Linked DNA regions of Homo sapiens: region 1 is linked to region 2. A link is a loop called in an ENCODE intact Hi-C map of the cell type or tissue named here. Cell type or tissue: heart right ventricle. All regions are shown on one strand. Each heading gives the region's core, and the rest is flanking DNA. Links, peaks and the distances in the headings are about the cores only.

Region 1 (5,387 bases), core at 243-5,242, 77 kb after region 2:
AGAGAGGGGCGCCGCTGCGAAAAGTGGATGTGGGGGCCTGTAAAGTACTGGCAATGTTCTAGTTCTCCCAGGTGTTCGTTACACAACTACTCATTTTACTGACTTTTGTTTTGTTTTTTGGGGGACTGAATCTCGCTCTGTCACCCAGGCTGGAGTGCAGTGGCACGACCTCAGCTCACGGCAACCTCCACCTCCCAGGTTCAAGCGATTCTCATGTCTCAGGCTCCCAAGTAGCTGGGATTACAGGAATGTACCACCACACCTGGCTAATTTTTATATTTTCAGTAGAGATGGTGTTTCGCCATGTTGACCAGGCTGGTCTCAAACTCCTGGCTCAAGTAATCTAAGCGCCTCGGCCTCCCAAAGTGCTGAGATTACAGGCATGAGCCACAGTGCCTGGCCATTTTTCTGTTTTTCTTAAACGTGTAAATATAAGTTTATAGCTTATATTAAGATATAATACCACCTCTCTGAATATATTATATCACACAGCCACACACAAAACTATCTGAGTCATTGATGCATTCACGTGACTTATGTCAACAAAATAATACAGTAACTATAGATTAACAAAAACATATGCAAATGATATAGAAATATTCATTAAAACAATATTAGTTACAACTCGGCCTGGCACAGTAGTTCACGCCTGTAATCCAAGCACTTTGGGAGGCCGAGATGGGCAGATCACTTGACGTCAAAAGTTCAAGACTAGCCTGGTGAACATGGTGAAACCCTGTCTCTCAAAAAATACAAAATTAGCCAGGCGTGCTGGCATGCACCTGTAGCCCCAGCTACTCTGGAGGCTGAGGCATGAGAATTGAACCCAGGAGGTGGAGGTTGCAGTGAGCCAGGATAGTGCTACTGCACTCCAACCTGGGCAACAGAGTAAGACCCTGTCTCAATTAAATAAAATAATAAAATAAAACAACATTAGTTATAACTGAATGTTAGCTGAGACTGACCAACACAATCCTTTGATTGCAGAAAGTAGCTTCCAGCTGTGCCTCCACACCTTCAGCAGGATGAATCACTTTCCTCTGACCTGCTCTCTTTCATCATTTCCCTTGTCTTCATAAGTCTTTCTTAATACAATGAACCAAAAGTTGATCGGATTTATGCCTTGGGAGGAGGCTGACGTAGTCAGTGAGTCAGGGCACAAGCTCTGGGGAGAGATCTGGTACATTGACATCTCACCACTGTTAGCTATGTGATTTTGCTTCTGTGGCTTACTTTCCTATTCTGTAAAATAGGCATAAGAATAGTGCCTCACAGTGTGGTTGAGTTAATACACATACACCTGCATTGACTCCAGTGCCCACTGTGTGGGAAGTGCTCCCACAAATGTTGACAGTTCTTTTTCAAAATTGCAGTCACATCCAGTGGTCCCACCTCCTTCAAACTGTACCCTAATAACCTTAGTAATGAAGATGGTGTTATTGGTAACAACCTTTTACTCATTACCTGCGATGCACCAGCATTGTCCAAGGTGCTTTGGATATAATACCTCATTTACTTGTTTCAATAAATTCTCTACTGTCCACTTGATTGGAGTTTGGGGTGTCCTCTAACTCTTTGCTCAAATATTTACACACAAATAATCTTATGATTTATTCCACAGATAGCTAATCCCATCCAGCATGTACTTTCCTATTCCATTTTCTGACTACAACCTCATTCCCTTTATTTCCTAATTTACAGGTTGGGCGGCTACCTTAGTGCAAGCCCCCTTGAAATCGCTTAGGGAATAGAGAAGAAAACAAGCAAGAGAAAGAGAGTGTGTGTATCAGAATGAGCCTTCAGAAACAAATTAATTTTCTTGAAAAAGGTCCATTTTCCTAGAAGAGAGTGAAACTGCTTGTGCGTGGAGCCCCCAAGTTGTAAGCAAGCTAAGAATTTTGAAGATTAAAAATAGAAATCCTTGGCAACACCCTCATCAATCAAGCAATGAAGCCTCTCCGGCAAGTGCCATGACACTGAGCATCAGATTGAAATTTGTCCATTGAAGACGGCTTTGTCAGTTCCCCAGATTTAAGATCCAGACCCACAACTTCCCTCTGCACATTGTAGTTAAATGATCAAGGAAGAAAAGTAGCCTAAAGGCCCCTTCATGTGTTTTCTGTTTACTTGTCACAGATGCTGACCCATTCTCTAGATTTCCAGAGTTACCGACCCATAGGAGAGCTTGACTTTCACAGAATCTGCACCAGCTCAGAGCCCTACTTACAGATCAAGACACCTGGGAAAATGCTACTGAGTAAAAGAGCCACAGAGGGGCGAGCAGATAATAGGCACTGCAGTGTCCCGTGACAAGTCCTAATGGGCTAAATTGGAAGGCCTGGTCCCTGCTTTGAAGAAATATTGGGGAAGCCAATAAAATTAAAATAAAATGTAATTAACATAGCCTTTAAAAGCATTTCCCAGTACAGTCTTCTTCTGTCCTTCCCCAGGACTCTTGGAAGCAGATACTATTTTTCCTATTTTACAAAAGAGGTCCCCGAGGCTCTGTCCAGGGTGACAGGGCAGTTACTGTGGCAGCTGGGGTCTGAGTCAGACTGAATGTCTCTGAAACTTCCCCTGTTACTGCAGTGTGCTCCAGTGCATTCTGTACACAGAGTGCATTCCAGCTATCTGCCAGGTATTGTGCTAGGTGCTGGGAGAAAGTAGAGACAGGACAGAGTCCCCGAGAGCACAGTCCTCTGATAGATACTGACAAATACACAAGCACATCAAGTCCTGGGCAGTGACTGCCACATCTTGGCACAGAGAAGAGGCACCTCCACCATGGGGCCTGAGAGATAACCAGGAATTGGTCAGACAAAGGAGAATGTTCCATGAAGCCCTTGTTCCCGGGACCCACCTTGAGCAATCTTCAATTTGTCAGCCAAAACCACAGTGTTCTTCCACTCTTTAGGGCTCACGGAATTCATGTACTTCACATTTTTATACTGTCAGGCAAATATTTTTAAAAGAACCATCTACTCTAGAAAAAAAATGGATATATAATACACACATATTTTGTATACGTATTTTGTATACATACATGGATACATATTTTGTATACATATTTTGTATATATACATGTATCCATGTATGTATGTATGTATGTATTACATTGGCACAAAAGTAATTGCAGTTCTTGCCATTAAAAGTAATGGCAAAAAACGCAATTACTTTTGCATCAGTCTAATATATATATACACACAAACACACACAGAGATAGATTTAGATAATTACATACAGGACAAAAATTCATTAAATTCATTGAGCATCATTTTTCCTTGTATAATGTTACCTAATCAGCCAGTTGTTTCAGTTATTCATTTATTCAATTATTTGTTTAAGAGACACTTTAAAAGTACTTACTGGGTCTAGATATGCCTCACATAGTGTTAGTCACTGACACAAGGCCCCTACCCTCATGGCACTCACATTCTACTGGGGGAGGCAGACACAAGTAAATCTAAATAAATGAGATATTTGCAGACTGAAATAAGTCTTACAAAGTAAATACAGTAATGAAAAAGAGGGAGACAGGAGAGGTCACTTTAGATAGGAACATCAGAGCAGTCTGTTCTGAGGAAGGGATATCTGAGCTGAGGCCTGGCAATTTCAAGAGCTGGGAATAGCATTCCAAGTGAGCGGACGTGAAAAACAAAGGCCTAGAGGCAGTAAGAGCTTGTGGTGTCTGACCTGGTTCTCAACCTTGGCTGTCCATTACATTAACCTGCCACCCTCCTGGCACATCAATATGTATCACCAACCAGGGAAGCTCACCTGAGCCCTGGTGTCCAGAGTTTTTACTGGAGTTTCATTGTGTAGGCATGACTGACTGAATCATTGACCACAAAATTGAACTCAACTTCCAGTTCCCTTCCCCTCTCCATCGTTCAGTTTGATATCACCCAGCTCAAAGCCCCAGTCCTCTAATCACATAGTTGGTCGTTCTGTCATGGTAGGCCTCTGTCCTGAGTCATCTCGTTAGCGGAAACTCAGATGTGATCCGAGGGGCCCACCATGAATGGTAAAGACACTCCTATCACTTGGGAAATCCCAACAGTGTAGTGATTCCCTCCCAAGAACTAGAGACAAGGACAATTCTTCAAGGCTAGTGACTGAGCTGGAGGAGGGCAGGCTTGATGAAGGTTGAGGCTATAATCAGGAGTGTGGTTTTGGATGTGTGAAGTTTGGATCACCTCTTAGACAGCCAAGTGGAGATGTCAAGTAGACAGTTGGGTGGACCTGACTGGCCTCTCGGGGGAGGTCTGGGCTGCTGATACAAATCTGAGAACCATCAGCAAGTTAACGGCATTCAAAACCAGCAGACAGGATGAGATCCCTTAGCAAGCTGACAGTAAAAGAGAAAATAAATGATCCAGGCCTAAGCCCCAAAGCAAACCATCATTTGGAATTATTATGACCTACAACTCTGATTTTCCTGCTCTTTCATCTTTATCTGCTCAGGCAGCAAAAAATGAAAGGTTGTCCCAGTTGAGGTAAGTCCCATCTTTTAATATGCATAAACCTCCTCAAAAATCATGTTTTTGAACATGAAGCAAAGCCAGGAGCTTCCCACAGTGGATAACAGATTCAATCCGGGGAGGACACATACTGTTTATTATCTTCTAACACAGACAGTAATATAGAACAAGAAAAAGGCAGAAAGCCAGAACATTTGAAATAACACTCGGGTTATACAAAGACATATTCTTTTCACCAATGTAAAACTATAAAAGGATAAAAATGATGTATTTTTCATTTCAACAGCAGTTTCCCCTTATTTATAATGTTCAGTTTCCCTACAGTAAATGTAGCACAAATGATATTGTTTGAATTTTTTAAAAAAAAGAAAAGAAAAGCTTTAGACATGGTAGCCCCAGCTACTCAGGGGGCTGAGATGGGAAAATCACTTGAGGCCAGGAATTCAAGTCCATGCTGGGCAACACAGGGAGACCTCATCTCTAAAAATAAAAAAGAACTTGTTCATTCCTTATTGCAAACAAAATTTACTTATTCAGCTTCTTTTTTTTTTCTTTCTTTTTTTTTTTGGTGGGGGGATGGAGTCTTGCTCTGTCACCCAGGCTGGAGGGTAGTGGCACCATCTTGGCTCACTGCAACCTCCACCTCCGGGGCTCAAGTGATTCTCCTGCCTCTGCCTTCTGACTAGCTGGTATTATAGGCACGCACCACCATGCCCAACTAATTTTTGTATTTTTCGTAGAGACGGGCTTTCGCCATGTTGGCCAGGCTGATCTCAAACTCCTGACCTCAAGTGATCCACCCACCTCAGCCTCCCAAAATGCTGGAATTACAGACATGAGCCACCGTGCCCAGCCTACTCGTTCAGCTTCTAAGAGTTAATGCAGAACTACTGTAAGTCCAATACA
Region 2 (5,387 bases), core at 103-5,102:
ATTACTGGGTATATACCCAAAGGAATATAAAGCATTCTATTATAAAAACATATGCACATGTATGTTCATTGCAGCATTATTCACAATAGCAAAGACATGGAATCAACCTAAATGTCTATCAATGGTACACTGAATAAAGAAAATGTGGTACATGTACACCATGGAATACTATGCAGCCATAAAAAGAATGGGGTCATATCCTTTTCAGGAACATGGATAGAGCTGGAAACCTTATCCTTAGCAAACTAATGCAGGAATAGAAAACCAAATATTGCATATTCTCACTTATAAGTGAGAGCTAATTGATGAGAACACATGGACACATGGGTGAGGGGGAAAGCACACACTGGAGTCTATTGGAGGATGGAGGGTGGGAGGAGGCAGAGGATCAGGAACAATAACTAATGGGTACTAGGCTCAATAACCTGGGTGATGAAATAATCTGTACAACAACCCCCATGATACAAGTTTACCTGTATAACAGACCTGCGCATGTACCCCTGAACTTAAAATAAAAATTAAATTTAAAAAAAGAATTTGTCATGTCTTGCTATTCAAAGTGAATTGCTACATCTGCTAAAGCTCTAAGTGACTTCCATAAAAAAAAAAAAAAACAGTTCTCTTCATCACACCTTAAGGAAAACAGCAACCTTCTGTATGCACACATTAATTAACACGGCAGAAATAGATTGGAGTTAATTATAGAGCCCTCCTACTTAAAAATGAGGAATAGGCTGGCTGCCAAGGAAGGCTGAGTGCCATGGAATAAGGTAAGAGAAGTGGAGAAAGCATGGCGTCTCTATCCCGTGTCCTCTTCTGAGAGCTGTCCCGCTGTTGAAATGCAAATGGTTTGGTGGTCAATGCCTCTGAGCTGGCCACAAACTCAGCAAGTCTCTCAGCTTTGAACATGTGCTCTCTTTAAGTAAAGGTCTTTCACCACTAGAAAAGATGCACACATCAATTATTAAGAAAGTATTATAGCAGGAGGAAGGAAAAATTGCATGTCATTTTCCTGGCATTCAATATTTTTTCATTATTTATTACTAGTATCCATCTATTTGGGGAAGAATAAGCAAATGCTTTTTTAAAAAAAAATCATGAATGTTTCAACCCAAGAGCTGGAGAGATATTGGGCAGCATGTTACCCAAGGTCCAGAAAACATACATTTGTTACTAAATCCCTTGAGTTTTCTTTTTCTGCTTCAAGCACACCAAGGAGAAGTATATTTGAGAATGCTACATTCCTCAAACCACTCCAGTCCTGTGTTTAACCTTCTGGTTTTTTGTAAGTACATATATCAGCCAGGAGTCTCATCTTGATTCCTCTAGCTAGTTCCTGCAGGTGTATAAACATTATCTGGCTTCTTCAAAGTAAAATATGTGTGGCATCACCAACAAGTACTACTAGAGTAAATAACATTTTCCATTACAAAGAGAGTGTATAACCCAAAGATTTTAAAGGAGCTCAGTATTCTACCTTCTCCAAGAATGAAACAGAATCATGTTTGACCAGTTATCACCGCCTACATGAATAGAGTATTGTGTCTTAAAGGCTATAAGACTCTCCCTCCCATAATAGAAGACAGACTCTAAAGAATCCAGTGATGAAGGGCACTTTACCCATTTAGAAAAAAACAGTGCAGCTCACTGCCAGTGCTCATTTAATTTTGCATTAACATGCTCTTCGAGGCTGAAGCAAATCTGACCAATTTTCAATGTGAAAATAAAATATAAAAACTGTTCTTGGAGTTATTTCTAAACAGAACAAACATCAGAATCGTCTGAATCATCAGAATCATCTATTCCAGAAAAATCGGACTCATCAAATGGGTCTGCACCCAACAACAGTTCGAGAATGATGTTAACATCACACGTAAGAATGCTGCGTTTTCTGGGATTTGACACTTTCGGCGATCGAGAATTACTATATTTTGTAAATGGAAATAGCACTACTAAAAACAGAATGCTATCGATAGAATGATGTCTTTTGTTTGCAAAGTCAATACACTGGAGCAATGTGAAAATAACAATAAAAGTGAGATATTTCGTGACAAACTTATCTCAGGGTAAATGCTGCCGCCGCAAGCGCCACCAGCAGGTATTCTCGGGGCAAATGGGAAAAGGGTTAATGGCAACCTGTTTCAATGGTCCCCAGACCTGGGTGTGCATGACAATCAACTGGGGAACATATTTGAAAGGCTTCTGAGCCGTTCTAGACATACTGAATCGTCTCTAATAGGACCCAGGCATCTGTATTTTGAAAATGCCTTCCCCCAAGCGGTTCTTATGGACAGCCCTATGTGGGTACCTCCCATCCAAATCCAAATTCCCACAGCGACACCCCAACCAAGCCGTCCTCCAGTCTTTGCTTAATTAATACCTCCCATGAGAGTGGACCCACCCGGTCTGTCCCTGGACAGCACCAACACTTGGGAAACAGCCTCCCTGGAACTCCCAGCCACTGGCTGTGCTGTCACAGGTGAGTAAGAGGAGCCTCATTTACACTGAAGCAGCAGCAGATTCTGCTACCTGCACCTAAAAAACCGTTGAAAGAAAGATGCATGCAAAGATGCAAATTGCAAGCTGTAAAAATGTAAGAGTATATGCTAAACTTTATTTTTATAAAAAATGATTTTCTTGTTGAATTAAATTCAAATAAGTGTTGAACTAAACACAGTTTAGAATGGACCCTACTGTCCTCTATGGTAGAAGTATAAGTGATTAAGAATACAATGCAAAGAATATAGGTTTTTAAACCACACCTTGGTTGGATCCTGGACCTTCTATTTACTGTCTGAGTGGCCTTGGGCATATTATTTGACCCCTCTGATTTCCATTTCTTGGAAAGCTGGGATAAAACTAATAGAATAGGGCTGTTGTTATGATACAGGCATTCAATAAATGTTAGTTCCCTTCCTTCCCCTTCTGTTTGTTTTTCTTCTATGATCAATTTGTCATAGGATCTTATCATTTCTTAAATATCTCCTGATCTAGTCTTTCTCTCCATTGCTAACACACCACCTACATGAGCATTCCTGTATTTCCTCAGCATCTCATTACTTAAATATTTAGGCTTGGAGGGAGATAGGAAATAAATGATTACTTAAGAGCAAGCATTGCAACTTTTTTCAGGAAGTTGTTCTCTTTGTTCAGGAAAATATCTTGAAATGCCACTTGGGGCAGCAGACACCCAGACAGCATGAGTTAGCAAGTGAAAAGGTAGCAAAAGAGGTAATTAAATTGTTCCTCATTTGAAGTGAACTGGACAGAGTAAGCACAGAAGAGAGGAGACAGGGGAGGGATGAGAGAACAGCAAGGCTGTGGGCACGCAACAGGAACAGGGGTTGAGAATCAGCAGAAGTCAGAGTCAAGGGGGACTTTTGAAGATGCCTGTGAAATGCAAGAAATCTTGGACCTTTCCAGAGTGTAGAGTGGAGTGTGATCCCATCATATCCAGCTCTTAGGGTTCAGGGCCTCCAGCTAACATCTAGGCTGAAATGAGTTCCTGCAAAGCCGTGTATCTTACCTCTCTGCCTCCCTGCTCTCTTTGTGCCATTCCTCTGCTCAGGAGCTCTGAGGATCCTTGCTCTGAGGATCCACTGTGGGACCCTGTGTTCTCTACTGCCAATTCCCGTCCGACAGTGTCAGTCTTTTAAACATACACCCTTTCAGGTACAGCATCTAACTCTCTGAATGTAACTTTCTGTAATATCCATTAGCAGAAAAAGATGTTGCCAAAATGTGACCTCTGTCCAAAAAAAAAAACAAAACAAAACCCAAACTATTTGGCAACTCTATTGGCTTGAACCCTTAGGAAAAAAATAATAATATGAATGATTTATTAAGCATTCACTGTGTGCCAGGCAATAGGCTAAGCATTTTACTTATATTCTGTCATTTAATCTTCACAAGAGCCCTCTCAAGTAGATATTACCCTTACCACTCTTTAGACATTCAAAGCAAAGCTCGCTGGAATTTGGTAACTCGCTGAAAGTCTCACAGATGGTAAGTGGCAGAGCTGGCCCTCAAAGCGGAACCTCTCTCCACCCTTGACCAGGATACCTCAATGAACTCACTTATCACCTGGATTAGGAGCAGGTTAGAAAGCTAAACTACTAAGATGCTCCTGAAAACTCCAAGTCTTCCTGAAGAAGAGCAAGGCCCTGTTCTGCAAGACACCCTAGATGATGCCAGCAAAAATCTGGAAACACTCCACGCCCTTGCTAGAATAGCTCTAACTCAGCATCGGCAGTTCCCAACTCAAGCTGTACATCAGAAATCCCCTAAGAACCCTGCCAAAATTGGAGTTTCTCAGGCCTCAATGCAGACCTACCGAAGAAAATCCTGTGGGAATGGGGTGGAAGAAAGGGCTACTTTTTAAAAAATGGTCTCCAAAGAATGTAGCCAGTTCCAGAAGTGGGGTTTAAGAAACAGTGTGATCCTATGCCACTCTTAGCTATAAGTCCTGCCACCTGAGTGCTTGTAGCACTTCTGGCTTCCATCATGAAAATAGTTCTATTTTAAAAGAAGTTGGAGGAAGTGTGGAGAATCTTAGTGTTAACATATGTTCATCTGAGGCTGTGTGGTTTCTCTTTGCTGCCTGTGGCCATAAGAAAACAGAGAGTCTTCTATCTCGGTGTGTGTTTATCAACCCCCAGCAAGGCTCTAATCAACCAGGGGCTCATCCTATTGTCCTTAATACAGAGGTGATAAACAGCCACTGAGCCATGCCAGAAACTTCTTCAAGACAAACAGAAGCATGCCTTTGGTAGAAGGTGGTGTTTTAAGCCACAGAAGTATCTAGTACATGTCTCACACCCAGTCCTGGTTAGTCCAGGAAGCCTAGTGTGGAAAGAAAAACTGACTGTCAGACATGTTCTCCACTCTGTTGGAGGAGATCAAAGAGGAGAGCAATGGGCTACTCCTCAGGCCTCGGGTTAAATGGAAGCAGACCTAATGAATGAGCTAGTGCTAACTAGGGGCCAGTTTCAGCCAGAAGTGTGTGGGAAGTTCATTTGGAGGAACTCCACGAATTGGCACACAGGAGAGATATACACCTAATTAAAGCTTCCTTTGAGAAGGTGATATTTTTGTTCTCCTCCTCTGGGAGAAGCACTAGACTTTTGAGACAGAAAATGCTGAAAGGCATTTTTATTATTTTAAAATCCTTCTTAATGGATAATTGATGAATGACTTTTATTAGACTTTATTTATAGAATTACCTGGTACTGTTAAAATGTCAAGGCTTGAGAAAATGTAACTTTGTTCCTAGCTGCTATTACTTTGAAGAAAAATAATGAGCATTGTGATACTCACGGAATGTTTGTTAATAGCTGGATGGACAACAGCTCAGAAATGTTTGCCTACACCAGTGGTTCTCAAACTCG

What was found. Hi-C counts contacts between places; a loop is a spot of excess contacts. Peaks named below come from ENCODE experiments on the same cell type or tissue, not always from the same donor. Only the 100,000 strongest peaks of a DNase experiment are listed, where the experiment ranks them.
Region 1: it touches region 2 in a loop (3-fold over the local background); 14 of 110 quality-filtered maps call a loop at or near these places.

Annotation. Positions count from the first base shown.
Region 1 is chr15:91,062,957-91,068,343 of GRCh38, reverse strand. No RefSeq gene overlaps it. Among named protein-coding and RNA genes, the nearest start is that of SV2B, 35 kb to the left of the region's middle. In heart right ventricle, for the core only: no CTCF peak of the experiment used is centred there; a DNase peak (open chromatin) is centred at 2,702.
Region 2 is chr15:91,140,124-91,145,510 of GRCh38, reverse strand. The region is part of intron 1 of SV2B (synaptic vesicle glycoprotein 2B); the gene reads right to left. Among named protein-coding and RNA genes, the nearest start is that of SV2B, 43 kb to the right of the region's middle. In heart right ventricle, for the core only: a CTCF peak has its summit at 3,173; no DNase peak of the experiment used is centred there.